2 separate regions of the Homo sapiens genome follow, and region 1 is linked to region 2. Evidence: read pairs that join two places in POLR2A ChIA-PET (ENCODE). Cell type or tissue: A673. All regions are shown on one strand. Each heading gives the region's core, and the rest is flanking DNA. Links, peaks and the distances in the headings are about the cores only.

Region 1 (16,030 bases), core at 7,223-12,222, 180 kb before region 2:
TTGTATTTTTAGTAGAGACAAGGTTTCACCATGTTGGCCAGACTGGTCTTGAACTTCTGACCTCAGGTGATCTGCCCTCCTGGCTTCCCAAAGTGCTGGGATTACAGGTGTGTACCACTATGCCCAGCCACAGTTCCACTATTATTTCTATGAACACTTTTCTTTTCTTTCTTTCTTTTTCTTTTTCTTTCTTTCTTTCTTTTTCTTTCTTTCTTTCCTTCCTTTCTCTCTCTCTTTGTCTCTTTCCTTCTTTCTTTTCCCTCCCCTCCCTCCCTCCCTCCCTCCCTCCCTCCCTCCCTCCCTCCCTTCCTTCCTTCCTTCCTTCCTTCCTTCCTTCCTTCCTTCCTTCCTTCTTTCCTTCCTTTTTTTCTTTCTTTTGAGACAGGGTCTCACTCTGATACCCAGGCTGGAGTGCAGTGGCACAATCTCAGCTCACTGCACCCTCTGCCTCCTAGGCTCAAGGGATCCTCCCACCTCAGCCTCCCAAGTAGCTGGGACTACAGGCAGCCGCCATCACACTTGGCTAATTTATTTTTAAATTGTTTTTTTTTTTCTTTCTTTTTATTTTTTGTAGATAGAGGGTCTCACTATGTTGCCTAGACTGGTCTTGAACTCCTGGGCCCAAGCAGTCCTCCTGCCTTGGCCTCCTAAAGACCTGGGATTAGGCATGAGCTACCACTCCTAGCAAGAGCACTTTTCACTTCTGCCCCTTCCCTCATCTCTTCCAGGTGGATAAGAAGATTCTTTGAGGAAGACCTTGACAACTTCCACATCCCTCATGGATGCTTCTTTACTCACCTTTCCTCTCTTTTCTCTCAAAAATAACTTTTTAATTTTCTGAATGTTCCTGAACAATTTTTGTTTCTAGTTTTCTGGCTCTTGTCTTATCTCCCTGAGTTTGCTGATCCTTGTCTTCTCATTCTTGAGAAGCACACTAAACCCAGCTTAGAAGTCTATGCTTTTGGGAAGAGCTTATCCTCTCTAATCCTCACTGTAGGGTGATCTGGCTGGGCTTTCATCTTGCAAAATCCCGGATGTCAGCATCTTCTGGTCTTTGGGCTCAGAAGGGTCAGCCCTCCACAATGGACTCTGCCACACTGCCATGTAGAGGGTTCTGTGCCTTGCTGTCGGGACCCTGGGGGCTGAGCGAGCCTAAGAAGGCTCAGGGCAGTGTGCCTCAACACTGTTTGTATATCTTCACTTAATCCTCCTATTTTCAGTATAGTCACCCTGCTCTCAACTATGCTGGTCTCCTCCAGGCCAGAGACCCTTAGTTTTAGCCTCTGAAGAAGAGACACCCTCAGTCTCTGTCAGGGTAAGGAAGGACTGTCACTTGGCTCCGCAGATTCAAGGACTTTTTAGCTCCATCTTCATCCCCGCTTTCAGAGCGCCCAATGCCACCCATCCACATGCATTTTGTGGGTTCTTAAATTTAAATGGGATTACATCTTGGATTCCTGCACTACTGGCTTTCGATTCAGCTTTCTCTGGTCTGCCAAATCGGTTGTCACTTCCATATCTGCTTTCTAGCTTGCTAAATTTTGCTGTTTTTTTTTTTCTCTCTTGTTCTCTTCCTCCTTGGGAGTTAATGCCAAAACAAACAAAAATTCCTTTTATTGTCATTTAGTTTCAGAAGGCCTCCAAGATACATGTGTATCCTTTTTTTTCACCATCTTTAAACAGAAATCATCTAAAAGTAATGTTGATAATCCGGCAGAAGGAGAAAGGGGCAGAAATTATGGTCCTCCTATGAATTTGAGTATTGTGCATTCATTAAAAGAGGTGTTTGCTATGAATTTTCAATAGTAAAAAGAAAACTTTTTAAATAATGTTTGTTGATTTTAAAGATGTTGTAAGACTATACATAGGATTATTCCACCAACTCTTTAAATGTTCGTGGAAAAAGTGTGGGTAAAAATATACTTATTTATTTGTTCATGGTTAATGGATAGGATTATGGGCGACTTTATTTTATTTCTGTAATTTATACATTTTTACAATGTAAATACTACTTTGTTTTTCTTATCATTAATTGCATTGTTCAATAATATGTAATTACTGTGGAAAAGGTAGATAATACGTAAAAAGAAGATACATACACACATAGTTTTTTTGTTTTTTGTTTGTTTGTTTGAGACAGAGTCTCACTCTGTCGCCCAGGATGGAGTGCAATTGCGTGATCTCAGTTCACTGCAACCTCCGTCTTCCGGGTTCAAGCAGTTCTCCTGCCTCAGCCTCCCGAGTAGCTGGGATTACAGATGTGCGCCATCATGCCTGGCTAATTTTTGTATTTTTAGTAGAGACAGGGTTTCACCATGTTGGCCAGGTGGTCTCAAATTCTTGACCTCAGGTGATCCACCCACCTCGGTCCCCCAATGTGCTGGGATTACAAGCGTGAGCCACCACGCCCGGCCCACACATAGTTTTTTAAAAAATTACTCCAAAGCCTATCAAAATTAAAAACTGTTAATATGTTAAGATATGTTTTCTTCCAAGTAAATTTGCATACTACTTTTGTAATGAAAACAGTAATATTCTTCCTCTTTGTGTCCACTGCTGGAGTCTTAGAGTCACTAATGGGCTAATGTAAGAAAGTCTAGTTTGAAGCCACTGTTAAAATAGAATTGTTATTTGGAAGGAAATGGGAGATTCCTGGGAACCTCTTAGCTTTCTCACCTAAGTCAACAGAAAGGATTGGCTTACTAGATTTGCTAATTATCAGCCTGAAAGACAAAAGGACCTCATACAAATTCCTGGGGACCATCAAAAGGATGAGAGACAATTGGGACATGATGCTGGAGACTTCTGCATGGGGCCACTGGCGGAGGTGAGTGCCCCTTGGGGAGATGTTGCCAAGATTTGCCTGCTTTACTTAGGATCAGTCCTGCATATCAGCAAACACATGCTATGTGTGTCCTATAGAGCGGTACCACTAGCTGACCTGTGAAACAGGAATTGGGGGAAAACAGCTAATGTTTGATGAAGATGATGGGTTTCTGCACTGGCTTGAGAGGAGCAGTCTCCTTTCAAAACGACATACGCATTCATTATCCCTGGCTTCCTGCTGCCACGGCATTTAAACTAGTGATCTTCAGACAGCATTCCTCTGTCCACGGTCCTCACCGCGAGGCAGCCCCAGAGAATGGACAATGTGCATTTGCGATCCATGGCATTTTGAGAATGTCATGGTGGCCTGCAAATGTAACAGGGATATTTGTGATGCTCCATTTCAACTCCTGTTATTGAAGCAGATAGGGCTACCTGGTGCATTTTAGTTTTTACTAATGAGTTTTTAACTTCTTTTTGTTTTGATTTGGAACACTGAAAACCACACTAAATTTAGAAGTCTACTCCTTAATAGATCAATCAGTTAGGTGGGCCTTGCTGGGTTAGTTTTTGTTCCTAAATTATAATTGATTCAAAAGGAAATGAGTCCCTTGGCCTCTTACAAGGTCTTTTAATCATTTCTTTGCACTATCTCTTTCTCAGCTCAATTTTCTTTCTTTTTCTCACTTTTTGTTAGGTTGCTGTCTTTTATCAGTCTGTTTATTTGAAAAAGGAAGAGATAAGTTGTTAACTGGCCATTCAGTGTGAAAACAACAGCCTCACCTTTATCACCAGATAATTAAAAAAAAAATACCCCTCAGCTGTCATTAAGTAATCCCATCTGCCCGATATTGCTTTTTAAGATCCTATCTAAATGAATTACAACCAGCAAAATCATAAAAGAATTAAGTTAGAGACAGAAGGTATTGGTAATCCCTTCTTCCTGTTTGACAATGGATTTCTTTTGGAGAGGTTGAAAACAATCATTAACATCAATTTCAATGCTTATTTACTTTACAGTGGTTAACTATAAAGTGACCTTTGAAGAAGGGTATGTTTTGGAAAGCTAAGTACTAAAATTGGCCTGCCAACCGTTTTGGGGATGAGTTTTAAATATTTTACTCAGTTTACTGAGGAACTGACCATTCTACAAACTTCAATAATTCAAATAAAGTTCAACTTTAAAAAATAATGATAAAAATGGCTCGTATAAAGTTTTTTAGGTTGCTACTAGGTATGACCAAACAATGCAATATTTAGCATTATTGTGGAAATGAAATTTGAGGCCGGGGGCAGTGGCTCACGTCTGTAATCCCAGCACTTTGGGAGGCCGAGGCGGGCGGATCATCTGAAGTCAGGAGTTCGAGACCAGCCTGACCAACATGGTGAAACCCCGTCTCTACTAAAAATACAAAATTAGCCGGGTGTAGTGGCGTGTGCCTATAATCCTAGCTACTTAGGAGGCTGAGGCAGGAGAATCGCTTGAACCCAGGAGGCGGAGGTTGCAGTGAGCCAAGATCACACCATTGGACTCTAGCCTGGGCAACAGGAGCGAAACTCCGTCTCAAAAAAAATAAATAAATAAACAAATAAATTTAAAAACCTGGAAAGATAGACTGGCTGATTGCAGGAGAAATGTTTGAAGTAAAGTAAAGGAGACGACTTTCTCCTCCTTTTTTTTGAAGAAAAGGCAGCATAATTATTATCTTGAAACTTCTTTCTTTAGAGAGATTCTATTTGAGTGCTTAATAGACTAGGAAACACGCAGAGCATTGTATATATCAGGTATTGCTCTAAAAGTTTTACATGTATTAAACAAAACACCCCAGGACAACACACTGAGGTTAATGCTATAGTCCGCTTTCCTCCAACCCCTTTTTAAAATTAATAAACTTTGTTTTTTTAGAACAGTTTTAGGCTCACAGCAAAATTGAGCACAAAGTAGGGAACTCCCATACACCCCTTCCCCCGACACACACACAGCCTCAACTGATATCCACATTTCACACTAGAGTGGCACTTTTGGTGCAGTTCAGGAACCTACACTGGCTGTCATTATCACCCAAAGTCCATGGTTTACAGTAGGGTTACTCTTGGTGTTGTACATTCTCGTATCCACCGTTGCATTATACATTCAGAATCGTTTCACTGCCCCAGACATCCTCAGCCTATTCATACCTCCTTCCTCCTAACCCCTGGCAACTAGTCATCTTTTTACTGTCTCGTTGCCTTTCCAGGGTGTCACATAGTTGGAATCATACAGTATATAGATTTTTCAGATTGGCTTGTTTCACTTAGTAATAATACGTTGACGTTTTTCCCATGTCTTTTTGTGGCTCAATAGCTTATTACTTTTAGTGCTGAATAATATTCTATTATCTGTATGCACCACAGTTTATTTATCCATTGACCTACTAAAGGACAACTTGGTTGGTTCCAAGTTTGGGTGATTAGAAATACAGGTGTTATAAATAACCACGTGCAGGATTTTGAGTGAACATAAGTTTTCAATTCATGTGGATAAATTCCAAGAAACAAAATTGCTGACTTGTATGGTAAAGAATATATTTAGTTTTGTAAGAAACTGTTGATTAGGCAAGGTAGTTCATGCCTCTAATCTCAACACGTTGGGAGGCCAAGGCATATGGATTGCTCATGTCTGATATTATAAGAGTAATTTGTGTCTTCTCTCTTAGTTAGCCTAGTTAAAGGCTTATCATTTTATTAATTTTTTCAGAGTCAGGTTTTGGTTTTGTTGATTTTTCTCTACTGATTACTATTTTCAATTTCATGATTTCTGTTATAATTTTATTTATTTCTTTTATTGTGTTTATTTTGGATTTAATTTGCTCTTCTTTTTCTAGTGTCCTATGGTGGAAGCTTAAATAATTGATGTGAAATTGTTCTTCTTTTCTAATACATGCAATCAATGCTATAACTGTCCCTCTAACCACTGCTTTTGCCTCATTCCATAAATTTTAATAAGTTGTATTTCTGCCGGGTGCGGTGGCTCACGCCTGTAATCCCAGCACTTTGGGAGGCTGAGGTTGGTGGATCACAAGGTCAGGAGTTTGACACCAGCCTGGCCAATATGGTGAAACTCCGTCTCTACTAAAAAAATATAAAAATTAGCTGGGTGTGGTGGCGTGCCCTTGTAGTCCCATCTACTCGGGAGACTGAGGCAGGAGAATCGCTTGAACTTGGGAGGCGGAGGTTGCAGTGGGCTGAGATCACACCACTGCACTCCAGCCTGGGTGACAGAGTGAGATTTCGTCTCAAAAGAAAAAAAAGTTGTATTTCCATTTATTTCAAAATATTTAGTTTCTTGAGATTTATTTGACTCATTTGTAATTTAAAGTGTGCTGTTAAATCTCAGTATTTTGGGAATTTCCAGCTATCCTTCTGTTGTTGATTTCTAGTTTAATTCTACTGTGGCCTGAGAGCAGATATGATATGATTTATAATTTTAAAAATTTGTTCATGACCAGCCTGGCCAACGTGGTGAAACCCTGTCTCTACTAAAAATACAAAAATCAGCCTGGCGTGGTGGCGGGTGCCTATAATCACAGCTACTCGGAAGGCTGAGGCAAAAGAGCTGCTTGAACCCAGGAGGCAGAGGTTGCAGTGAGCCAAGATCACACCATTGCACTCCAGCCTGGGGGACAAGAGTGAGACTTCGTCTCACAAAAAAAAAAAAATGGTTAAGATCTGTTTTATGACCCAGAATATGTTCTGCCCTATCTAGGTGAATGTTCCATATGAGCTTGAGAAGAATGTGTAATCTGTTGTTGTTGGATGAAGTAGTTTATAGAAGTTAACTATATTTAGCTGTTCAGTAGTGTTGTTGCATTCAACTGTGTGCTTACTGATGTTCTGCCTTCTTGACCTGTCCATTTCTGATAGAGAATTGTTGAAGTCTCCAATTATAATAGTAGATACATCTTTTTCTCCTTGCAGTTCTATCAGTTCAAGAACTCATGTATTTTGTAGTTTTTGTTTGTTTGTTTGTTTGTTTTGAGACTGAGTCTCACTCTGTCACCCAGGCTGAAGCGCTCTTGGCTCACTGTAACATCCACCTCCTGGATTCAAGTGACTCTCCTGCCTCAGCCTCCCGAGTAGCTGGAACCACAGGCACGTGCTATAACACCCGGCTATTTTTTGTATTTTTAGTAGAGATGGGGTTTCACCATGTTGGCCAGGCTGGTCTTGAACTCCTGACCTCAAGTGATCCGCCCACCTTGGCCTCCCAAAGTGCTAGGATTACAGGTATTAGCCACCGGGCCCAGCTAGAATTCATGTATTTTGAAACTCTGTTGGTAGGTGCATACATGTTAAAGATTTTTATGTCTTCTTTGAGAATTGACCCCTTTATCATCATCTTTATCCCTGATAATTTTCTTTGCTCTGAAGTCTGCTCTGTCTGAGATTAATATTTCTACTCCCACTTTCTTTTTATTAGTGCTAGACATTTTCTCTTTTTCCATTCCTTTACTTTTCAATCTATATCTGTCTTTATATTTAAAGTGGGTTTCTTGTAGACAACATATAGTTAAGTCTTGTTTTCTTATCCACTCTGACAATCTCTGTCTTTTAATGATATATGTAAAATACTAATGTTTAACCCTGTTCCTATTTGCCCTGAGAATACTTGCTGGTGGCACCTGCAGCTACAGCCTTTAACCCAAGATAACTTTGCCACAAAATATTTTGTTTTATTATTATTTTCACATTGCTCTAGTATATTGACTTTGGAAACAAAGACATCATCCTATTTATAGCATTCTGGTCTTAGCAGTGGTATTTCCATTTAGAAAATATAGTAATTCTCCATTGCTGAAAATGGCAAATCCTAGAAAACGTAGCATTCCTACACGTGATGTTAACATTGTCCTCAAAGAGTTGTGGCCGAGATTCATTTGATGAATCCAATTTTTCTGAAATAGATGATTCTGATGATTCAGATGATTCTGATGTTAGTTCTGTTTAGAAATAACTCGAAGAACAGTTTTTACATTTTATTTTCACATTGAAAATCAGTCATATTTGCTTCGGCCTCAAGGAGTGTGTTTATGTAAAATTAAATGAGCGCTGACAGCCAGCTGCACATTTTTTCTAAATGGGAAAAGGGTTAAACTGATTATCTAGTTGGATTAACATCTACCATATTTGTTATTATTTTCTATTTTTTCACCTTTGTTCTTTCTTCTTATTTTTGTCTTTCACATTTTTTCTGCTTTTAATAGTTTTCTATTGAGCATTTATATGATTGAATTTTCTCTCCTTTCTTAGCATACTAATTTTATTTTTCTTTTACCTCTTTTTAGTGGTTACCCTAGAGCCCTAGAGTTTGCATTATGCATTTACCACGAATCCAATCCACTTTTTTTTTTTTTTTTTTTGCGGAGTCTCGTTCTGTCGCCCAGGCTGGGGTGCAGTGGCACGATCTCAGCTCACTGCAACCTCTGCCTCCTGGGTTCAAGTGATTCTTCTCCCTCAGCCTCCCGAGTAGCTGGGACTATAGGCAAGTGCCACCGTGCCCAGCTAATTTTTGTATTTTTAATAGATACGGGGTTTCACCATATTGTCTAGGCTGGTCTTGAACTCCTGACCTCGTGATCCACCTGCCTCGGCCTCCCAAAGTGCTGGGATTACAGGCATGAGCCACTGCTCCAGGCCCCAATCCACTTTCATATAACACTATGACACTTCACAGGTTTTGCGAGTACTTTGTAATAATTAATAATTTCCAATTCCTACCACTTGTTCCTTGTATCATTGCTGCCATTCATTTCATTTATACATGAGTAAGTAAATGTACATATATTTAAATACATTTTTGCTATTAGTATTTTGAACAAACTTATCTGTTAGATCAGTTAAGAATGAGAAAAATGGGCCAGGCGCAGTGGCTCACGCCTGTAATCCCAGCACTTTGGGAGGGTGAGATGACCGGATCACGAGGTCAGGAGATCAAGACCATCCTGGCCAGCACAGTGAAACCCCGTCTCTACTAAAATTACAAAAATTAGCTGGGTGTGGTGGTGTGTGCCTGTAATCCCAGCTACTCGGTAGGCTGAGGCAGGAGAATCACTTGAACCTGGGAGGCGGAGGTTGCAGTGAGCTGAGATCGCGCCACTGCACTCCAGCCTGGGTGACAGAGCGAGACTCCGTCTCAAAAAAAAAAAAAAAAAAAAAATTAGCCAGGTGTGGTGGCGTGGGCCTGTAATCCCAGCCACTCGGGAGGCTGATGCAGGAGAATTTCTTGAACCCGGGAGGCAGAGGTTGTGGTGAGCCAATATTGTGCCACTGCACTCCAGCCTGGGTGACAGAGCAAGACTCAGTCTCAAAAAAAAAAAAAAAAAAAGCATGTTTATGTAAAATTAAATGAGCACTGGCAGCAAGCTGCACATTTTTTTCTAAATGGGAAAAGGGTTAAGCTGATTATTTATCTAGTCGGATTAACATCTACCATATTTGTTACTACTTTCTATTTTTTTGCCTTTGCTCTTTCTTCTTATTTTTGTATTTCACATTTTTTCTGCTGTTAATAATTTTCCATTGAGCATTTATGTGATTGAATTTTCTTTTCTTTCTTAGCATACTAATTTTACTTCTCTTTTACCTCTTTGTAGTGGTTACCCTAGAGTTTGCATTATGTATTTACCACGAATCCAATCCACTTTCATATAACACTGTGACACTTCACAGGTTTTGCAAGTACTTTGTAATAATTAAATATTTCCAATTCCTACCACTTATTCCTTGTATCATTGCTGCCATTCATTTCACTTATACATAAATAAATAAATGTACATGTATTTAAATACATTTTTGCAATTGCTATTTTGAACAAACTTATCTGTTAGATCAATTACGAATGAGAAAAATGAGCTGGGCACACTGTCCCACGCCTATAATTTCAGCACTTTGGGAGGCTGAGGTGGGCGGATCACCAGAGATTAGGAGTTTGAGACCAGCCTGTTCAACATGGTGAAACACCGTCTCTACTAAAAAAAAAAAACAAAAAAAAAAAAACAAACAAAAAATAGCCAGATGTGGCAGGTGCCTGTAATCCTAACTACTCAGGAGGCTGAGGCAGGAGTATCGCTTGAACCTGGGAGGTGGAGGTTGCAGTGAGCCAAGATCCTGCCACTATACTCCTTCCTGGGCGACAGAGCAAGACTCCATCTCCAAAAAAAAAAAAAAAAAAAAAAACAGAAAAATGAAAGTTTTTATTTTAGTTTCTGACCTATGTCATTTTCCTTCTCTCAGAAGAACTTCTTAACATTTCTTGAAGGTCTGCTGGCAACAAATTCCCTCAATTTTTGTTTATCTGAAATAGTCTTTATTTTTCTTTCACTTTTACGGATAATTTCACAGGGTACAAAATTCTAGATGGGTGTTTTTGGTTTTTTATTCTCCTAATACTTTAAATATTTCACTCTGTTCTTGCATGGTTTCCGAGAAGTTGGATATACTTCTTTCAATTTTTTTCGTTTTTGAGTGTTTTTATAGTGACTAAGCCTCGCTATGTTGCTATTAGTCCGTTTTAACGCTGCTGATAAAGACATACCTGATACTGCGCAATTTACAAAAGAAAGAGGTTTATGGGACTTACAGTTCCATGTGGCTGGGGAGGCCCCACAATCATGGCATAAGGTGAAAAGCACATGTCACATGGTGGCAGACAGGAGAAGAGGGTAACCGGGCACTGTGGCTCACGTCTGTAATCCCAGCACTTTGGGAGGCCGAGGCGGGAAGATCATAAGGTCAGGAGTTTGAGACCAGCCTGGCCAACATGGTGAAACCCTGTCTCTACTAAAAATATAAAAATTAGCAAGGCGTGGTGGCGGGCACCTGTAATCCCAGCTACTCAGGAGACTGAGGCAGGAGAATTGCTTGAACCCAGGAGGCAGAGGTTGTAGTGAGCCGAAATCATGCCATTGCACTCCAGCCTGGGCAACAAGAGCAAAAACTCCGTCTCAAAAAATAATAATAATAATAATTATATCTGTGTGGCCACAGTTACCCAAGTGGCTGTGGTGGAAGGATTGCTTAGGGCCAGGAGTTCAAGTCCATCCTGGGCAACTGATATGGTTTTGTGTGTCCCCACTCAAATCTCATCTTGAATTGTAACTCCCACAATTCCCACCCGTTGTGGGAGGAACCTGGCAGGAGGTGATTGAATCATGGGGGTGGGTCTTTCCCATGCTGTTCTCATGATAACGAGTGGGTCTCATGAGATCTGATGGCTTTAAAAATGGGAATTTCCCTGCAGAAGCCCTCTTCTCTCCCTTTTTTTTTTTTTTTTTTTTTTTTAGATGGAGTCTCACTCTGTCACCCAGGCTGGAGTGCAGTGGCGTGATCTCGGCTCACTGCAGCTTCCACCTCCTGGGTTCAAGTGATTTTCCTGCCTCAGCCTCCCAAGTAGCTGGGATTACAGACACGCGCCACCACGCCTGGTTAATTTTTTTTTTTTTTGAGACTAAGTCTCGCTGTGTCTCCGAAAGTGTTGGGATTACAGGAATGAGCCACTGTGCCTGGCCAGATATAACTCTTATCTTTTATCTTTTTTGTTTGTTTGTTCTGTTTGTTTATTTTTGAGACACGGTCTCTCTCTGTCGCTGAGGCTGGAATGCAGTGGTGTGATCTCAGCTCGCTATAACCTCCACTTCCCAAGCTCAAGCAATCTTTCCACCTCAGCCTACTGAGTAACTGGGACCACAGGCATGCACCACAGCCAGATAACTTTTTGTATTTTTTGTAGAGATGGGATTTTGCCATATTGCCCAGGTTGGTCTTGAACTCCTGGGCTGAAGTGATCCACCCACCTCAGCCTCCCAAAATTCAGGGATTACAGATGTGAGCCACTGAACCCGGCCTAGTTCTTATCTTTGCTCCTCTATAGGTAAGATGTTCTTTCCCTCTCACTTTTTTCAAGATTTTTAAAGTCTTATTTTTCTGAAGTTTGAATATGATATGCTTAGGTGTAGTTTTTTGGTTTGTGTTTGTTTGTTTTGGCATTTATCTTGTTTGGTATTCTCTGAGCTTCCTGAATCTGAGGTGTCTGACATTAATTTGGGGGAATTCTGTTATTATTGCTTCTAATATTGCTTCTGTTCCTTTCTCCATCCTCTCCTTCTTGTATTCCTCTCTCATGTAAAGTTACACCTGTTGTAGCTGTCTCACTGTTCTCAGATAATCTGTTATGGCTTTTTTTTGTTTTTTTGGTTTTTTTTTTTGAGACGGAATTTCGCTCTTGTTGCCCAGGCTGGAGTGCAGTGGCACGATCTCGGCTCACCACAACCTCCGCCTCCCAAGTTCAAGCAATTCTCCTACCTCATCCTCCCAAGTAGCTGGGATTACAGGCATGCACCACCATACCCGGCTAATTTTTTATTTTTAGTAGAGATGGGGTTTCTCCATGTTGGCCAGGCTGGTCTTGAACTCCTGAGCTCTGGTGATCCGCCCACCTTGGCCTCCCAAAGTGCTGGGATTACAGGCATGAGCCACCGTGCCCAGCTGATCTGGCTTTTTATCAGTCTTCTTTCTCTTTGCTTTTCAGTTTTGGAAGTTTCTATTGTTATATCCTCAAGTTTAGACATTAGTGTCCAGTTTACTAGTGAGCCCATCAAAGATATTCTTTGTTTCTATTAGAGTGTTTTTTATCTCCAGCATTTCTTTTTAAATCTCTCTTAGAACTCTTTTTCATTCTCCATCTCTCTACATGTTCTGCTTCTTTCATTAGAGCCCTTAGCATATTAATCATAATTAGAAAAAAATCTTGGCCCGGTAATTCCAACATTCCTGCCATATTTGACTCTGGTTCTGATGCTTGTTCCATCTCTTCAAACTGTGTTTTTTACCTTTTAGTATGCCTCGTAATTTTTTGAAAAGTGGGCATGATGTACTGGGTGAAAGGAACTGTGGTAAATTGGCATTTAGTAATGTACTGGTAAGGTGTGTGTGAGGGAAAAGTGCTCTACAGTTCTATGATTAGTCTCAGCCTTTTGGTGAGCCTGTGCTCCTGGTCTGTGAACTTCATCAGTGTTTCTCAGTTGTTTTTATTTTTTTCTCTTACGTGGGATAAGGTGCCTGAAGGGGGCTGAGGTTGGGTATGTCCCTTCCCCCATGTGGAAGGCTAGAGGAAACTAGAGCTGAGTGTTTTCCTTCCCCCAGGTAGGTTCTAGGCTCTGATAAAACCCCAGCCAGCAAAAGGTTCTGGTAAAATAGTTTCTGCTGCGTGCAGGCCCTGTGAATAAGAAGAGAAAGTGCTGGCATATTTCAAAGTAGTTATTTTTTCCTTCCCCTTTCTGGAAGCACAAGGAGATTTTTTTTCTCTGATATTCACTTTGAGGACCTGGTAGAGTTCCTGGAGGTAAAACTCACAAAAGTGTGAGCTCTCCCTATGACTGGGTTTCCTTGGAGCTTTTAACTCTCAGAGTTGTCAATATTGAGCCTCCAACAATTCTTCAGTTACTGCTTACGTTTTCTTACCCTGTGCTGGTTCCTGCAGAGATTTCTACTTGTGTTTCTACTCCAGTAAGTTGTAAGTCTCTGTATCTGTCTGTTTTTCCAATTTTGGGAGAAGCAGTGTGCCCTGTGACCTCCCTTCTCTAAGAGATATACAAAGAGATGTTGATTTTTTAGTTTGTTGAGATTTTTACTTGCTAAGATGGAGTGGTGACTTCCGAGTTCCTTTTAGCTTATAGTGGAAACTGCTTGTAACCCCCTTTTTACATATAAGGAAACTAAGGCACAAAGATGGGTAGTAATTTGCTTATGGCCCCTCAGTTAGTAAGGGGCACAGCCAGGATTTGGTGTTCTGGCTCAAGAGTCTGTGCTGTCAACCACTACATCGTTGAGAAAAGGCACCAAGCTGGGCTGGTGGGAGATGGAGGAATATATTTTCTTTTTCTTTTTAAGACAGAGTCTGCTCTGCCACCCAGGCTGGAGCGCAATGGCGTCATCTTGGCTCACTGCAATCTCTGCCTCCTGGGTTAAAGGGATTGTCCTGCCTCAGCCTCCCGAGTTCCTGGGATTACAGGAACCCACCACCACGCACAGCTAATTTTTGTAATTTTTTAGTAGAGACGGGTTTCACCATGTTGGTCAGGCTGGTCTTGAACTCCTTACCTCAGGTGATCCACCTGCCTCGGCCTCCCAGACTGCTGGGATTACAGGCGTGAGCCATTGCCCATGTCCAGGAATATATTTTCTTTAATGTCTACTAAATGTATACTTTCAAAAATTTTTCTAAAACACTTAATAAAGAAACATATGCCTAGGACATTAAAGCAATGATTACCGGCCCAGCGCGGTGGCTCACGCCTGTAATCCCAGCACTTTGGGAAGCCAAGGCGGGTGGATCACAAGGTCAAGATGATCGAAACCATCCTGGCCAACATGGTGAAACCCCGTCTCTCTTAAAAATACAAAAATTAGCTGGGCGTGATGGTCCGTGCCTGTAGTCCCAGCCACTCGGGAGGCTGAGTCAGGAGAACCGCTTGAACCCAGGAGGCGGAGGTTGCAGTGAGCCGAAATTGCACCACTGCACCCCAGCCTGGGCGACAGAGTGAGACTCTGTCTCAAAAAAACCACACACAAAAAACAAACAAACAAAAAAAAATGATTACTAAAACTTTTCAGAGTAAAAGAAAAAAGTCACTCCTAAACCTACCATTTGTACGTATTACATTTCAGTCCTTGTCCATCTGCATGAACACTATGCGTGGATATTATATATTAAAGTTTTTCACCTAACATTGTATCATGGGAATTTCCCCATGTTTCTCCACCTTTTTAAATAAATGATATTTAATAGCTGTATAATAGTTTACCTTGGTGAGGTGCTATAAATTACAAAAGCATGCTATTATTGGTTATTTGATAATTAGTGTTTTTCTTTTACAATGATAAATAATGTTTCACAATTGTTTACCTTTCATTGAGTAATTTAACTCAAGCCCCAAGAGTGTGATTTTTGGGTCAATTGGTACGGATAGATGTGTAACTATTGCTAACTTTTGTCATATTTGTTTCCAGAATGATCGTACCAGTTTTCTGGGCTTCCAGCATTGCATAATTATATCAGGTTGGTGCAAAAGTAATTGAGGTTTTTGCCATATTATACACACACACACACTATATATATATATTACATATACACACATAGAATTTATTAATAAATATATTAACTATATGTATATGATATATATACACACCTCTTAAAAGTATAGTGTCAATCAATAGTGAGAGGTTCTAAAACAGGACCATTTCCATAAACTGATAAATTCCTCCTTTTCAGATTTTCAGTTTACGTTACATGTAGCCTTGATTATAGGAGGCATTCCATAGATTTTATTGAATGGATGGATAATGGAAGGATGGATAGGTGACATTCAAATGATTCTTCCTAATTAACACACTGAAAGTTAGTAGCAAAGTTGAGATGATACACTGATTTATAATTTAGAGTAGTTTCTCTCACCGTAACTCCAGTTTTACTTTATTCAGCCAACATTTGCTGTATATTTAGTATGTGCAAATCACAATGCTGGAAGCTGGGGGTACTACTAGCAATAAAACATGGTTCTACCCACCAAGAAACTCCCAGTTTGAGAAATTCACATGCCTCTCTCCATCAGATTCTCATTTACAACATGAAATTATTGACCCCAAATTCTGTAATTTTATGAAATCCTACATTTCCCATTTATAGATACTAAGGCTCTAAAGTAGGTAAAGAGTAATCTGAAGGACTGGTGATTCAGGATAATGACAGGGAATATCTTCTTTTTCATTCATTCATTCATTCATTCATTCATCATTCATTCATTCATCATTCATTGAGCACACACTAAACACCAGACACTATTAAGTGTTGGGAATAGAAATAGAAATAAGGTAAGTTCTCTTCTCATAAAAAGTGCACTGTCTCATATGGGAAGGTCTCTTATTTTTTTTGTTTTCAGAGGTATAGTTTGGCAACCCAAGAGTACTGCACACAGTATTTATATGTATGTAATATGCTTACAGTACTATTCAAACAAAACTCAAATGGAGTGGTGTCTAGTATTAAAGTACAGGAGAGAATCAACTAATATTGATTCAACTTCACCCTTTAAATACTCCCAAAACTTAGAGGAAAATATCATTGAATTTTGTAGACTTATCACGGGGAAAAATGCTTTTACCTTACTTC
Region 2 (16,030 bases), core at 3,899-8,898:
CACAGAAATACAAACTACCATCAGAGAATACTACAAACACCTCTACGCAAATAAACTAGAAAATCTAGAAGAAATGGATAAATTCCTCGACACATACACTCTCCCAAGACTAAACCAGGAAGAAGTTGAATCTCTGAATAGACCAATAACAGGATCTGAAATTGTGGCAATAATCAATAGCTTACCAACCAAAAAGAGTCCAGGACCAGATGGATTCACAGCCGAATTCTACCAGAGGTACAAGGAGGAACTGGTACCATTCCTTCTGAAACTATTCCAATCACTAGAAAAAGAGGGAATCCTCCCTAACTCATTTGATGAGGCCAGCATCATTCTGATACCAAAGCCTGGCAGAGAGACACAACCAAAAAAGAGAATTTTAGACCAATATCCTTGATGAACATTGATGCAAAAATCCTCAATAAAATACTGGCAAAACGAATCCAGCAGCACATCAAAAAGCTTATCCACCATGATCAAGTGGGCTTCATCCCTGGGATGCAAGGCTGGTTCAATATACGCAAATCAATAAATGTAATCCAGCATATAAACAGAGCCAAAGACAAAAACCACATGATTATCTCAATAGATGCAGAAAAGGCCTTTGACAAAATTCAACAAGCCTTCATGCTAAAAACTCTCAATAAATTAGGTATTGATGGGATGTATTTCAAAATAATAAGAGCTATCTATGACAAACCCACAGCCAATATCATACTGAATGGGCAAAAACTGGAAGCATTCCCTTTGAAAACTGGCACAAGACAGGGATGCCCTCTCTCACCACTCCTATTCAACATAGTGTTGGAAGTTCTGGCCAGGGCAATTAGGCAGGAGAAGGAAATAAAGGGTATTCAATTAGGAAAAGAGGAAGTCAAATTGTCCCTCTTTGCAGACGACATGATTGTATATCTAGAAAACCCCATTGTCTCAGCCCAAAATCTCCTTAAGCTGATAAGCAACTTCAGCAAAGTCTCAGGATACAAAATCAATGTACAAAAATCACAAGCATTGTTATACACCAACAACAGACAAACAGAGAGCCAAATCATGAGTGAACTCCCATTCACAATTGCTTCAAAGAGAATAAAATACCTACGAATCCAACTTACAAGGGATGTGAAGGACCTCTTCAAGAAGAACTACAAACCACTGCTCAATGAAATAAAAGAGGATACAAACAAATGGAAGAACATTCCATGCTCATGGGTAGGAAGAATCAATATCGTGAAAATGGCCATACTGCCCAAGGTAATTTACAGATTCAATGCCATCCCCATCAAGCTACCAGTGACTTTCTTCACAGAATTGGAAAAAACTACTTTAAAGTTCATATGGAACAAAAAAAGAGCCCGCATCGCCAAGTCAATCCTAAGCCAAAAGAACAAAGCTGGAGGCATCACACTATCTGACTTCAAACTATACTACAAGGCTACAGTAACCAAAACAGCATGGTACTGGTACCAAAACAGAGATATAGATCAATGGAACAGAACAGAGCCCTCAGAAATAACGCCACATATCTACAACTATCTGATCTTTGACAAACCTGAGAAAAACAAGCAATGGGGAAAGGATTCCCTATTTAATAAATGGTGCTTGGAAAACTGGCTAGCCATATGTAGAAAGCTGAAACTGGATCCCTTCCTTACACCTTATACAAAAATTAATTCAAGATGAATTAAAGACTTAAACGTTAGACCTAAAACCATAAAAACCCTAGAAGAAAACCTAGGCAATACCATTCAGGACATAGGCATGGGCAAGGACTTCATGTCTAAAACACCAAAAGCAATGGCAACAAAAGACAAAATTGACAAATGGGATCTAATTAAACTAAAGAGCTTCTGTACAGCAAAAGAAACTACCATCAGAGTGAACAGGCAACCTACAAAATGGGAGAAAATTTTTGCAACCTACTCATCTGACAAAGGGCTAATATCCAGAATCTACAATGAACTCAAACAAATTTACAAGAAAAAAACAAACAACCCCATCAAAAAGTGGGCGAAGGACATGAACAGACACTTCTCAAAAGAAGACATTTATGCAGTCAAAAAACACATGAAAAAATGCTCATCATCACTGGCCATCAGAGAAATGCAAATCAAAACCACAATGAGATACCATCTCACACCAGTTAGAATGGCAATCATTAAAAAGTCAGGAAACAACAGGTGCTGGAGAGGATGTGGAGAAATAGGAACACTTTTACACTGTTGGTGGGACTGTAAACTAGTTCAACCATTGTGGAAGTCAGTGTGGCGATTCCTCAGGGATCTAGAACCAGAAATACCATTTGACCCAGCCATCCAATTACTGGGTATATACCCAAAGGACTATAAATCATGCTGCTATAAAGACACATGCACACGTATGTTTATTGTGGCACTATTCACAATAGCAAAGACTTGGAACCAACCCAAATGTCCAACAATGATAGACTGGATTAAGAAAATGTGGCACATATACACCATGGAATACTATGCAGCCATAAAAAATGATGAGTTCATGTCCTTTGTAGGGACATGGATGAAATTGAAAATCATCATTCTCAGTAAACTATCGCAAGAACAAAAAACCAAACACCGCATATTCTCACTCATAGGTGGGAATTGAACAATGAGATCACATGGACACAGGAAGGGGAACATCACACTCTGGGGACTGTTGTGGGGTCGGGGGAGGGGGGAGGGATACCATTGGGAGATATACCTAATGCAAGATGACAAGTTAGTGGGTGCAGCGCACCAGTGCGGCACATGTATACATATGTAACTAACCTGCACAATGTGCACATGTACCCTAAAACTTAAAGTATAAAAATAAAAGAAAAAAAAAGATACTGTGTTACTTGAAAATTGAATATGGAACTAGAAAAATGATGTCATTAGGAATCCATTTCAGCTGGCCATTCTTTCTGTATTTTACCTAAGGCCGAATGGCTACGTCATGGAATTGCAGTGCTTGACCTGACAGCATTACTTCTCCCATGTGTCTGTGCAATGATTTGTTGGTATCTTACTAAGCTATCATTAGAAAGTGATGTTGCCCTAAAGAAGGTCAAATGTGCAGCCAGGGACTAAAAACAGTGAGCTGCAAGGGTAGTGTGCTGCTGGGGGAAATTAAAAGTTCTCCATAAAGTTATGAAAACCATGAATGTATATAAATATTTTTCCAACAGAATATTTTAAATCCACTGATGTATTCTGCATGTATGACCCCTAGGTTTGTAGACCATTTTATAATTCTCAATGACTGTGTGACCTTTAGGCCATGCAGAATAAATATGTGCTCCAAAAAGTTTTAAATGTTATATTACCTATTGTGAAAAAGATAAAAACAAAACAAGTCCAAAATGCACCAAAATGAGGCTCCAGCTATTTCCCTGAGAATTGGGATAATGTATATCATTGGACAAGCAGTAACCAGCACGAATAGGTTTGCATGTTCTTGGAGATTTCTGTAAAGCAAGGAAACACACGATGGGTCAGCACTGAAATCCCACATGACAGCTTTCCCTGGCTCCCTCCCTACTCTGCCCTTGGAGCCTGCCCTGCAGTTCCTGATTTTTTTCTTCAGGACTCCATTTAGAGCAGGGAGCTTAATTTTGTTGATAGGGACAGAATGAGAGCAGTGTCCCTATTTCAGGGTCTTATTTTGACAGATGTTTCAGTGATCAGCCTACCATTTCATAATTTTTTCTGAATACCTTGTTTTCATCTATACCAGCACCACACCATAGCATCACTATCACCACTGTCACTGCTACCACCATCACAATCACGACCACCACCACCACCACTGTCACCATCACTATCACCACAATCACAACCACCATCATAACCACCACCGCCACCACTGTCACCATTGCTATTACCATAATCATCACCACCACCATCACGACCACCACCGCCACCACCGTCACCATCACAACCACCACTGCCACCCATTACCAACACCACCACCACCATGGTCATCACCACCACTGCCACCACTGTCACCACCACCACCACCATCACATCACCACCACCACCACCATCACCTCACCACCACCACCACCATCACCACCACCACCACCACCATCACCTCACCACCACCACCATCACCACCACCACCACCACCACCATCACCATCACCACCACCACCATCACCATCACCACCACCATCACCACCACCACCACATCACCATCACCATCACCACCACCATCACCACCACATCACCACCACCACCACCACCACCACCAAATCACCACCACCACCACCACATCACCATCACCACCACCACCATCACCATCACCACCACAATCACCACCACCACATCACCATCACCACCACCACCACCACCACATCACATCACCACCACCACCACCACCATCACCACCACCACCACCACCACCACCACATCACCATCACCACCACCATCACCATCATCACAATCACCACTGCCATTACTATTACCATCACTGTCACCACCATCACCATCATCACTGCCACTACCATCACCATTACCATCACCATTACTATCACTACCACTACCACTGCCATCACCATAATTACCACCACCATCACTACCAACACCATCACCAACATCACCACCATCACCATCACTATCATCACTGCTACCACCATCACCATCACCACCATCGCCATCATCACCATCACTGCCATCATTATCACCAACACACCAACATCACCACTATGGTCACCATCACCATCAGTAACATTAATTCTCACCTTGATGATCACAGTGTCTTCCAAACTAGCCTCTCTGCTTCTAGCTTCTCATTCTCTCCAATCTTTCCTATGTTTTTTTGCCAGATTAGTTATCCTATGTCAAAGTTAGATTCATATCCCTTGCTTGTTTAAAAGCCGAAGTTTTCTTTTTCTTTTTCTTTTTTTTTAACAGAGAAAGAGTCTTGCTATGTCGCCCAGGCTGGAGTGCAGTGACGTGATCTCGGTTCACTGCAACCTCTGCCTCCCAGTTTCAAGTGATTCTCTTGCCTCAGCCTCCAGAGTAGCTGGGATCACAGATGGGTGCCACCATGCCAGGCTTACATTTGTATTTTTGATAGATACAGGGTTTCACCATGTTGGCCAGGCTGATCTTGAACTCCTGATCTCTAGTGAATTTCCAAGGACCCTCTTCATTGTGCTTTATCCACTTACAGAGGGCCCCACCTCCTGGCAGACCATTGATACCGGGGGCTTACTGCGGCTGAACCCATGGCATGCTCTTTGCAGCACTTGACTGGACCTCCTGTCTGATCCATCAATGGTCTACTGGATGAATGACTGCCTCCCCACCTCATGCCCTCTCAATTCTCACTAACCTTCCTGCCACTAATGGCTCCTGACCACCGCTGCCCTGACGGCCCTCACCTGGCTGATGGTGCTCATGGCTCGCATGTAGCTCTCATTCCTGGAGCGGAACTTTGGTGATGTGAGCAAGCCTGCAGGGTCCAGGCTGTCCAGGCTCCGGTTGATGGAGACTTCACTCACTGCCCTCAGGTAACTATGACTCCGGATCTGGAGTTTGGGTGAGTGTTCATTGGAGATTCTGGAAGGGAACAATGGAAGAGGTGCATTAGTCACATTCCAAAATGCAGGAAGCAATAACATGTGGCACTATTGTCATTTATGTAGCACCCTAAATACTGGGACAAATGACATAGATGCCCTTCTGTGATTACTAAACTCCCCCACAGTGTCTCAGAAGGAAGAGCTTTTGACAGGAAATCATCAAGATCTGATGACATTCGAGAGCAATTAACATTCTCTTCAACCATGAACTAATTGCCTCATTCACATTTTTCTAGCCATCCTAGGAAGCAGATAATAAGCAGCAATTGTCCTGCCCAGGAATTCTGACTTGTGTAATTTGTAAAGCTTTTCTTTGTATCTATTTCTTTCCTGTGGCCATCTTTTTGTTTTTGGACTGTTTGGTAACAGTAAGTGGGTATATATCTATATCTATATTTTTATCTATCAATTTATCTTCCTTCCTTCCTTCCTTCCTTCCTTCCTTCCTTCCTTCCTTCCATCTTTAACTCTCTAATATAGTTGAAATTGAACTTCGTGAACAGAACTTACACCTTAGCCATTAAAAAGGCACAACTCTCAATCTTTATATGTAAAGACAAGTCACTACACACTTTGTATTCTTTGGATTTATTCTAGGATGCATTGTAAAATTATAAAAGTAGAAAATGCTAATTGCAAATAGCCAAGCTATACAGATGTGCACAAAGTAGAAGGTGGGTCCCTCTGTCTCCCCTTGTTCCTGTCTGTAGAATTCCATACCCTTAAAAGAACTACTCATAGCAGTTTGGGGTATATTCTTCCTCAGTCCTTCTATTCATATATAATCAATTTAATGTTAGTTATTTTATTTAATTTTAATTTTTTTTTTATTTTTTTGAGACGGAGTCTTGCTGTGTCACCCAGGCTGGAGTGCAGTGGCGCAACTTTGGCTCACTGCAAACTCCACCTCCCGGGTTCATGCCATTCTCCTGCCTCAGCCTCCCGAGTAGCTGGGACTACAGGCACCTGCCACCACGCCTGGCTATTTTTTTGTATTTTTAGTAGAGACGGGGTTTCACAGTGTTATCCAGGATGGTCTCGATCTCCTGACCTCGTGATCCGCCCACCTCGGCCTCCCAAAGTGCTGTGATTACAGGCGTGAGCCACCGCGCCCGGCCTTTATTTTAATTTTTGAGACAGAGTCTTGCTCTGTCGTCCAGGCTGGAGTGCAGTGGCATGATCTTGGCTCACTGCAGCCTCCGCCTCCTAGGTTCAAGCAATTCTCATGCCTCAGCCCCTGAATAGCTGAGACAACAGGTACACACCACCATGCCTGGCTAATTTTTGTACTTTTTGTAGAGATGGGGTTTTGCTATGTTGGCCAGGCTGGTCTTGAACTCCTGGCCTCAAGTGACCTGCCTGCCTCGGCCTCCCAAAGTGTTGGGATTAAAGGCATGAGCCACTGTGCCCGGCCAATGTTAGTTATTTTTAAAGTTTCTTTTCACATGGTATTAGTGCGATTTTTCTTTCTTTATTAGATTTCTTTCATTTTGGCTGTAACATTGTTCCTAATTAAATAAATTAAAGTTGATAGGGAAAAAGATGTATGCCCCCATAGCCGCTATTATTTATCATCCTAGCCAGTGAAATCAGAAAATTTTGAAAAATAAGTAATATAAACATTGTAAAGAGATAAGATTTGAGTATTTATAGATTATGTAATCAATTATCTGTAAAGTAAGAGAAAATCATCTGAAAAACCATGAGAACTTTTAAGGGAAATCCTCAAGGTAGCTAGATACAAGGTAACAATACATAAATTAACAGCTTTTCCACGTAACATCAAATAAAATTTTAATGAAAAAAATTCCCTTTAAAATTGCAAAACATAAAATACACAGAAATTACAAAAAAGAAACGCATCAAATTTTATGAAGAAAATGATAAAATTTATGGAAGGCACTAAGTAAGTGCTAAATTAATGCAAAAAACCCCCACAACAATTTTCCTGTAAAAAAACTTAAATTTTCCCTAAATTTATCTATAAATTTAACGTAATTGCGACAAAAATCTCCATGTCAATTTTACCTTTTTTCTCTTTTTGAGATGGAGTCTCACTCTGTCGCCCAGGTGGAGTGTAGCTCACTGCAACCTTCACCTCCTGGGTTCAAGTGATTCTCCTGCCTTAGCCTCCCGAGTAGCCGGAATGACACACGCACGCCACCGCGGCCGGCTAATTTTTGTATTTTTAGTAGAGATGGGGTTTCACCATGTTGGCCCGGCTGGTCTCAGACTCCTGACCTCAAGTGATCTGCCCACCTTGGCCTCCCAAAGTGTTGGGATTACAGGCATAAGCCACTGCCCCATAAATCTCCATAGAAATTTTATTCAAATGTAACAAACTCATTTTAAAGTTTATATAAGATTCAGAGCAGCATTATTCATAACAGACAAAAGGTGGAAGCAACCCAAATGTCTAACTCTGAGTAGATGAAATGTGGTAAATGAACTATTTGACTAAAAAAAGGAATGAAGTATTGATACATGCTATAATATAGATGAACTTTGAGAACATCATGCTAACTGAAAGAAGCCTCATATTACAAAAGACCACATATTACATGATTCTACTTACATGAAATGTCCAGAATAGGCAAATCGCTAAAGATAGAAAGTAGGTGAGTGGTTGACTAGAGCTGGGCGGGGAAAGCATAGGAAGATGGTGGCATTAGGAAGTGATATCTGAAGGGTATGGAGTTTCTCTTTGCAGTGATAAAACAGTTCTAAAATTAGTTATAGTGTTGGTTGCACAACTCTGAATATATGAAAATCATTAAATTGTACACTTGAAAATGGTGAATTATATGTTATGTGTATTATATTTCCACAAAACCGTTGTAAAAAATTACGTGAGTCCTCAAAATAATCAGATTTCCTTACGGAGTTTAGAGGGTAGACTAAACTGGGCAATACTAGAGAAAGAAGGCCAGTTAAGGTGGTTGCAATGTTGCTATAATCTAAACAAGGGAAAAGGGCTCAGTTAAGTATTAGTGGTAGTAGAGAGGAAGAGATAGATTTGAGAATCCACACGAAAATTAAATGTGGTTGATGAGTAAGGAGGTCTAAAGGTTCTAAGAACAGCCAGAAAATAAAAATAAATAAAAAACAAGGGGAGGAATGCCCTTTATCTGATCTCAGCTATATTTTATTTTTTATTTTTATTTATTTTTTTGAGATGGAGTCTTGCTTTATTGCCCAGGCTGGAGTGCAGTAGTGCGATCTCAGCTCACTGCAATCTCTGCCTCCTGGGTTCAAGCGATTCTCCTGCTTCAGCCTCCAGAGCAGCTGGGATTACAGGAACATGCCATCAAGCCCAGCTAATTTTTGTATTTTTGTAGAGAAGGGGTTACACCATGTTGGCCAGGCTGGTCTTGAACTCCTGACCTCAAGGGATCTGCCCACCTTGGCCTCCCCAAGTGCTGGGATTACAGGAGTGTGCCACCATGCCCGGCCTCAGCTATACTTTATAGCTGCAATGATGAAAATGGGTCATGTTAGTAAAGGAACTGACAAAGCAGTAGAATGAAATAAGGACTCCAGAAACAGAACTAAGTATGTGTTTGAATATAATATATTGCAAACGTGGCAGTTGGAATAGGCAAGGAAAAGATCAAGTATTTAATAATGGAGTTAGACCTTTTTTGCCTCCACTTGGGGAAAAATGAATTCCTACTAAGCATATAGATGAAAAATAATATTTTAAAAACTTAAAGTTCTCCAATACAATATAGATTATATTTTATAATCTCAATTTCTATACTTAAACAATTTAAAGAGAAATTTATCAATGTTTTATGAATAAAAAAACCTATAAAGCCTTATGGAAGGCAATAAAGAAGGCCTAAAGAAATGCAAAGGAATATGGTAGAGAAAGACTTTAGAAGCATCGTGGTAAACTTAGATGCCATAAAGAGAAAGGTTAATGAATGGAAGTACATGAAAATTTAAAACTTTTGTTCAGCCAAAGATCCTGTCAACAATGTTAAGAAAAATAGTCATTGTGTATAAGAACATATTTGCAACACTAAGCAGCAAAAAGGGTTCACATGCATAATATTTAAATTATGAATAAAAATAATGAAACCAACACAATAAAAAATGGTCAAAGCCTATAAAGAGGGAATCATAAGAAAATAAATATATAAATTCACAGGAAAGTAACTTTATATATCACCAAGCATATGACAAAATGCTCGATCTCACTAGTAATTAGAGAAATGTGGATTTTAAAAAACATACATTTACACATTACATTCATGTACATCCATCTTGATGTCCTCAAATTGTAAAGATATTCCCTATATTCTAAGTGTCCTCTTAGTAGCATTGTGTACGATTGCATCTATTCTTAAAGCTTGTATGGAATTACTTAATATATAACAGCCAAAAACTATTCTTAATAATACTAAACCCTGAGAATGTGATAAGCAACCACTTTTTGCAGCTGCACTGAGGGAGAAACCAAATTAAGACAGATCTAGAATATAACATCGAAAGTAAATCTCTTATTGCATTTTACTGTTACAAAAGATAAACTAGGCTGGGTGCAGTGTGGCTCACACCTGTAATCCTAGCACTTTGGGAGGTCTACGTGGAAGGAACTCTTGAGCCCAGACCAGCCTGGGCTACATAGTGAGGCCCTGTCTGTATTTTTTAATATAAAAAAGTAAAAGAAAAAAATTGTTCTAGAAATGTGCCCTATGGATCCTTCAAGTAGTGGTCAAACATGAAAATAGTTTGCCAGGTCAAGGTAATATTTTCCATGTGTTACGTGCTATTATGGTGATTCCAGCTGCATCGCTTTATAATACCAATGCCAAAAATTTCAACCAACAAACAAACTGAAAAATTCGTTTTCCTTTTAAGATCTTTTTTAGAAAAAGAGAATCGTAGCTGGAAGCATTTATAACCTAAAGTTCACTTCTCTTTAGAACTTGCGCATTAGATGACAAATGTGTTTCTTTGACTATTTTGCAACCTGACCCAGAGCAATGATATTGCCAACATAAATGATGATGCCATTCCAAATGTTATCAGGGCAGTGACGGGAGTGGCTGTTTCATAAATGGTGTATATTCAAAGAAGAAGTGAAAGTCCGGCGTTTTGAAAAATGAGCGTCTGCTGGCTGAATGGGGAAATGAGGCATCATTGCAACAATCATTCACTCTGGCCACTCGTTATGAAATAAGGCACAATTCCCAAATTTCAAAGTGAAACATCATTCAGAAGGAATTGAATAGTTCTTCTCTGGTGAGTCATTCCTGATAAAACAATGCATACATTAATAACACACAAAATATAAGGAAATGAACTGTTTTATCTTGCCCACTTATAGAACAGAGCCCTCCGCTATCAATATAAAGGTTACTATATGCCCATGTGCTCCGGATGCAGAAACGCTCATTAAATAAACACCAAAATAGTGCATCGATGACTTTGTCTTTACCTCAAAAGAAAGTTGATCTGCTCAGAAGAAAGACAGTGTGCATATTCAGAAACATTAACTCTCTCATGTTACGTTAATTATTTCCAATGTTGGTCTAACGAAATGGCACTCTTCTTTTTCCATCCTTCTCCCTAAATTACTTATGCTAAGTTAACTTTTCCTAGCTTATCAGAACTAAAGGGAGATTTTGATTTTTTGGGCTGGGAGGTCCCATTCATTATCATGACTTTAAAGTACAACCAATAATGGGAAGTTCTTAGGTGACAGTGAGCCAACCACACAAACAAGCTTGACCCTTTGTATCCGGAAGGCTGCCATTGCGAAGAAGAGCGTGTACAGTAATCATCAGACCACAAAGTTTTAAACCAGTGTCTCAAAAGACAAAATGACTAACTTTGCAACATATTACTGGAAATAACTTCAGATGGCTGGGATGCTTTTTCCCCCAAAGAAGGAAATGCTTCCAGGTTATGGAGTCTAATGGGAGAATCTTTGGAGGTGATGGACCATCTTATGGAGCCATCTGCACCCTAAGTTTTGTTCATTTTCACGTTGTCTTCTCTCTGACTTACAAAAGTATTGGAATGTAAGGCTCTTCCATGGGACCCAGAGGAAACATTTTATGGCCTCAGGAGGTTAATCTAACTTCATTGTATTTCAAAAATGAACGTATTTGGCCTTGGTCATGACACTTTTATCAAATCATACTCATAAACATTAATGGCTTAAACTGAGAGGCTTTGATCCCTTGGGCTTTGGTGTGGACAATGGTACTTAGTAGGTGACAGTTCTCTGTTGAACTAGTTTCAGGGAATCAAACACAGGGCATTTTAGTAGTCAATCTGCTTTGGTAAAACGAAGCCTTTCTTTTCAGTAACCTTACCTATAATGGCTTTATAATCCGTATAGAAATGTAACTTTCATTAAAGTTGTTTACTTTTGTAGTTGCCTCTTGAGTTATTTCTACTTTATAATAATACCTGACATTTGTTACCATTTATCCAATGCCTGGCTACTGTTAGATAAAGAAATCATGACTTTGAGAGATCACATAGTGTTGAAGGTAATTCCAATGGAAACTTGGCCTTTTAACTTCCACATTCCTATTCTGTCTTCTCCTTCTCCTTCTCCTCCTCCTCCTCTTCCTCCTCCTCCTTCTTCTTCTTCTTTTTTTTTTTTTTTTTTTTTGACAGAGTCTCACTCTGTTGCCCAGGCTGGAGTGCAGTGGTGCAATCTCAGCTCACTGCAACCTCTGCTTCCTGGGTTAAAGTGATTCTCCGCCTCAGCCTCCCAAGTAGCTGGGATTACAGGCGGATGCCACCACACCCAGCTAATTTTTTTTGTATTTCTAGTAGAGAGGGGGGTTTCACCATTTTGGTCAGGCTGATCTTGAACTCATGACCTCAAGTGATCTGCCTGCCTTGGCCTCCCAAAGTGCTGGGATTACAGGGGTGAGCCACTGCGCCCGGCCAACATCTCCTTCTATTTCTTGGGGAATCCAGCCTGGATTCTCATTTGGGTTCCTCTTCCTCTAACTTGCCCTTACATGCTTTTATTCCCTAATACTTTATAATTGTTTATATTCTGTTTTTATTGTACATTCTGTTTATGGACAATCTCATCTCCTCAATGGCTTCTACTACCAACCTTATGCTAATCACTCCCAAATCTATTTGTAGTCTAGAGATCTCTTGAACTTCAAAACTGAAGTTTTAAGTAACTACTGTACATTTCTATCCAGATGTTCCACAAGTACCAAAAAATTGTCATGAACCCCAAATGAACACATACCTTTCTCCTCAAATTTTCTTATTTTTTTAATCCACATTGAGATGAATGGCACTGAAATCTACCCAGTCAACCAAACTAGAAATCCAGAAATTTATCCTGTCTCTTTTTCTTAACTGTCCAAATCCAGCTGATAATCATATTTTCTTGTTTCTACTTCCTATATACATTTAAATATGGTTTCTTCTCTCTCTTTCCTTGTTTCCAACTTTTTGGATTTGGGGTTACATGTGCAGGTTTGCTACATGAATATATTGTGTGTGATACTGAGGTTTTGGGGTATGAGTGATCTCATCACCCAGGTAGTGAGCACCACAGTACCCAACAGTTAGTCTTTCGACCCTTGTCCCCTCCCTCCATCCCCTCTCTAGTAGTCCCCAGAGTCTGTTGTTGCCATCTTCATGTCTGCGTGTACCCACTGTTTAGCTCCCATTTATAAGTGACAACATGTGGCATTTGGTTTTTGTTTCCTGCGTTAATTTGCTTCAGATGATGGCTTCCAGCTGCATCCATGTTGCTGTGAAGGACATGATTTCATTGTTATGGCTGTGTAGTATTCCATGGTGTGTATGCACCATATTTCTTTATCCAGCCCACTGCTGATAGGCACCTAGATTGATTCCATGTCTTTGCTATTGTGAACAGTGCTGCAATAAACATACACGTGCATGTGTCCTTTTGGTAGAAGGATTTATTTTCCTTTGGATATCTACCTGGTAGTGGGATTGCTGGGTCGAATGGTAGTTCCATATTCAGTTCTTGCCTCTCTCTCCTTCAGCACTTCTTGGTCTACTGCTTCCTCAGTCCAGGCTTCACCTTGGTTCTCCTAACCATGCTCCTATCATGAGTCCTGTATCCTTGAATGTATCTCTCTTGTCCTGCTAGTTACTTCGACACTCTCTTACGGAGGCTCCTTGGGTGAATCCTCTTAACCACAGGAGAAACTCTAAACTCTTTACCTGATTTTCCAGTCTCCTCGTTTGCTGTTTCCCCACGTGATCACGCATGCCCTCGCAAGTTTCATCTTTGCACACACTGTTTCTATGGCCTGGAATGCTCTCCTTCCTCTGCTTTCCACCCACCAAACTCTTCAACTCATTTTAGCAGGTCACTGGGTGTTAGAACCTCTATTTAGGTCATTTCCCTTCAGAAGGCCTCCTTTGTTCTTCCCAGACTAAAGTCCTCCATCTGTACCCCTATAGTGGCTTTTATACTTCTCTGTTACACACTTTTCCCATTGTTGTAATTATTAATATTTGGTTATACGTTTGTGTACTCTTCAGATTTCTGAGCTCTTAGAAGCAGAATCAATATTTCATTCATTTTGTTACACAGTGGTACACTGGCACTTAAATGTCTTACTTTAATTACCACTAATAACCCCTAACACTTGAGTGCTTCCTTTATGCCGGGCACTGTCTTTAAATCATCTCATGAAATGGATGAGTAAATAAATAAATGAAGAGGGTAACTCAGTTGATCATTATTCTAGACCTAAAATACTTTGCTGTAAAACATTTTTCATTTTCTTTCTTTTTTCTTTTTGAGTCAGGGTCTCACTCTGTTGCCCAGGCTGGAGTGCAATGGTGCTATCACAGCTCACTGAGGCCTCGAACTCCTGGGCTCAAGCAATCCTCTCATTTCAGTCTCCTGAGTAGCTGGGACCACAGGTGTGTGTCACTACACCTGGCTAATTAAAATTTTTTTTTGTAGAGATGGGGTATTGTTATGTTGCCCTGGCTGGTCTTGAACTCCTGGTCCCAAGTGATCCTCCTGTGACCCGACAAAATTTTTTTTTTTTTTTTTTGAGACGGAGTCTCACTCTGTCACCCAGGCTGGAGTGCAGTGGCACGATCTTGTGTCACTGCAACCTCTGCCTCCCGGGTTCGAGTGATTCTTCTGCCTCAGCCTCCCGAGTAGCTGGGACTAGAGGTGTGCGCGTGTGCCACCACACCTGGATAATTTTTGTATTTTTAGTAGAGACAGGGTTTCACCATATTGGCCAGGCTGGTCTCAAACTCCTGACCTCGTGATCTGCCTGCCTTGGCCTCCCAAAGTGCTGGGATTACAGGTGTGAGCCACTGTGCCCGGACTTCTTCTTCTTCTTCTTCTTCTTTTTTTTTTTTTTTAATGAGATGCAGTCTTACTCTGTCACCCAGGCTGGAATGCAGTGGCGCGATCTTGGCTCACTGCAACCTCTGCTGCCCAGGTTCAAGTGATTCTCCTACCTCAGCCTCCCAGGTAGCTGGGATTACAAGTATGTGCCACCACACCCAGCTAATTTTTGTATTTTTAGTGGAGACAGGGTTTCATCATGTTGGCCAGGCTGGTCTCGAACTCCTGACTTCAAGTAATCTGCCTGCCTTGGCCTCCCAAAGGGTTGAGGTTACAGGTGTGAGCCACCACGGCCGGCTCATAAAGTTTTATTGTGATATAATTTATACACAGTACCATAAAAGTCACCCTTTTAAAGTGTGTACTTCAGTGATTTTTAGTATATTCATAGAATTATGTAATCATAATTACTACTGAATTTTAGAACATTTTCATCATCCCCTGATCCAATCTTATGCCCATTATAGTCACTCTCCATTCTTCCCTAGCCCAAATCCCACATCTACCCCTTGTCTCTATGCCTTTGCCTGTTCTGGACACTTCATGTACATGGAATCATACAATCCGTGGCCTTTGGTATCTGTCTTCTTTAACTTAGCATGATATTTTCTTTCCTCCCTCCCTCTCTCCCTCCCTCCCTCCCTCCGTTCCTCCCTCCCTCCCTCCCTTCCTTCCTTCTCTTTCTCTTTCTTTCTTCTCTCTCTTTCTCTCTCTCCACTCTCTCTCTTTCTCCCTCTCCCCCTCCCCACCCCCCTCTCTCTCTCTCCTTCCTTTTTACGATGGGTTCTCACTCTGCTGCCCAGGCTGGAGTGCAGTGGCATGATCACAGCTCACTGCAGCTTCCAACTCCTGGGCCTAAACAATCCTCCTGCCTCAGCTCCCATGTAGTTGGGACTACATGTAGGTGCAAGCCACTGCATCCAGCCCTAGCATGATGTTTTCAAGGTTCATCCGTGTTGTAGCATGTATCAGTACTTCATTCCTTTGTATAGCTGAATAATATTGCACCGTATGAATATACACCAAAATCTGTCCATTCATCAGTTGATGGACAGTTGGCTTGTTTTTATTTTTTTGGCTATTATGAATAATGCTGTA

Evidence for each region. ChIA-PET counts read pairs that join two places held together with the same protein. Peaks named below come from ENCODE experiments on the same cell type or tissue, not always from the same donor. Only the 100,000 strongest peaks of a DNase experiment are listed, where the experiment ranks them.
Region 1: POLR2A ChIA-PET joins it to region 2 with 7 read pairs; 2 of 35 experiments call an interaction of 5 or more read pairs at or near these places.

What each region holds. Positions count from the first base shown.
Region 1 is chr18:3,551,419-3,567,448 of GRCh38, forward strand. The region is part of intron 9 of DLGAP1 (DLG associated protein 1); the gene reads right to left. Among named protein-coding and RNA genes, the nearest start is that of DLGAP1-AS1, 35 kb to the right of the region's middle. RefSeq lists an enhancer at 3,461-4,011. In A673, for the core only: no CTCF peak of the experiment used is centred there; no DNase peak of the experiment used is centred there.
Region 2 is chr18:3,736,953-3,752,982 of GRCh38, forward strand. It overlaps DLGAP1 (DLG associated protein 1), which reads right to left. Exons shown (of 13, transcript NM_004746.4): 6 at 5,383-5,560. Among named protein-coding and RNA genes, the nearest start is that of DLGAP1-AS6, 92 kb to the left of the region's middle. In A673, for the core only: no CTCF peak of the experiment used is centred there; a DNase peak (open chromatin) is centred at 5,789; H3K4me3 peaks cover 554 bases; H3K27ac peaks cover 4,281 bases.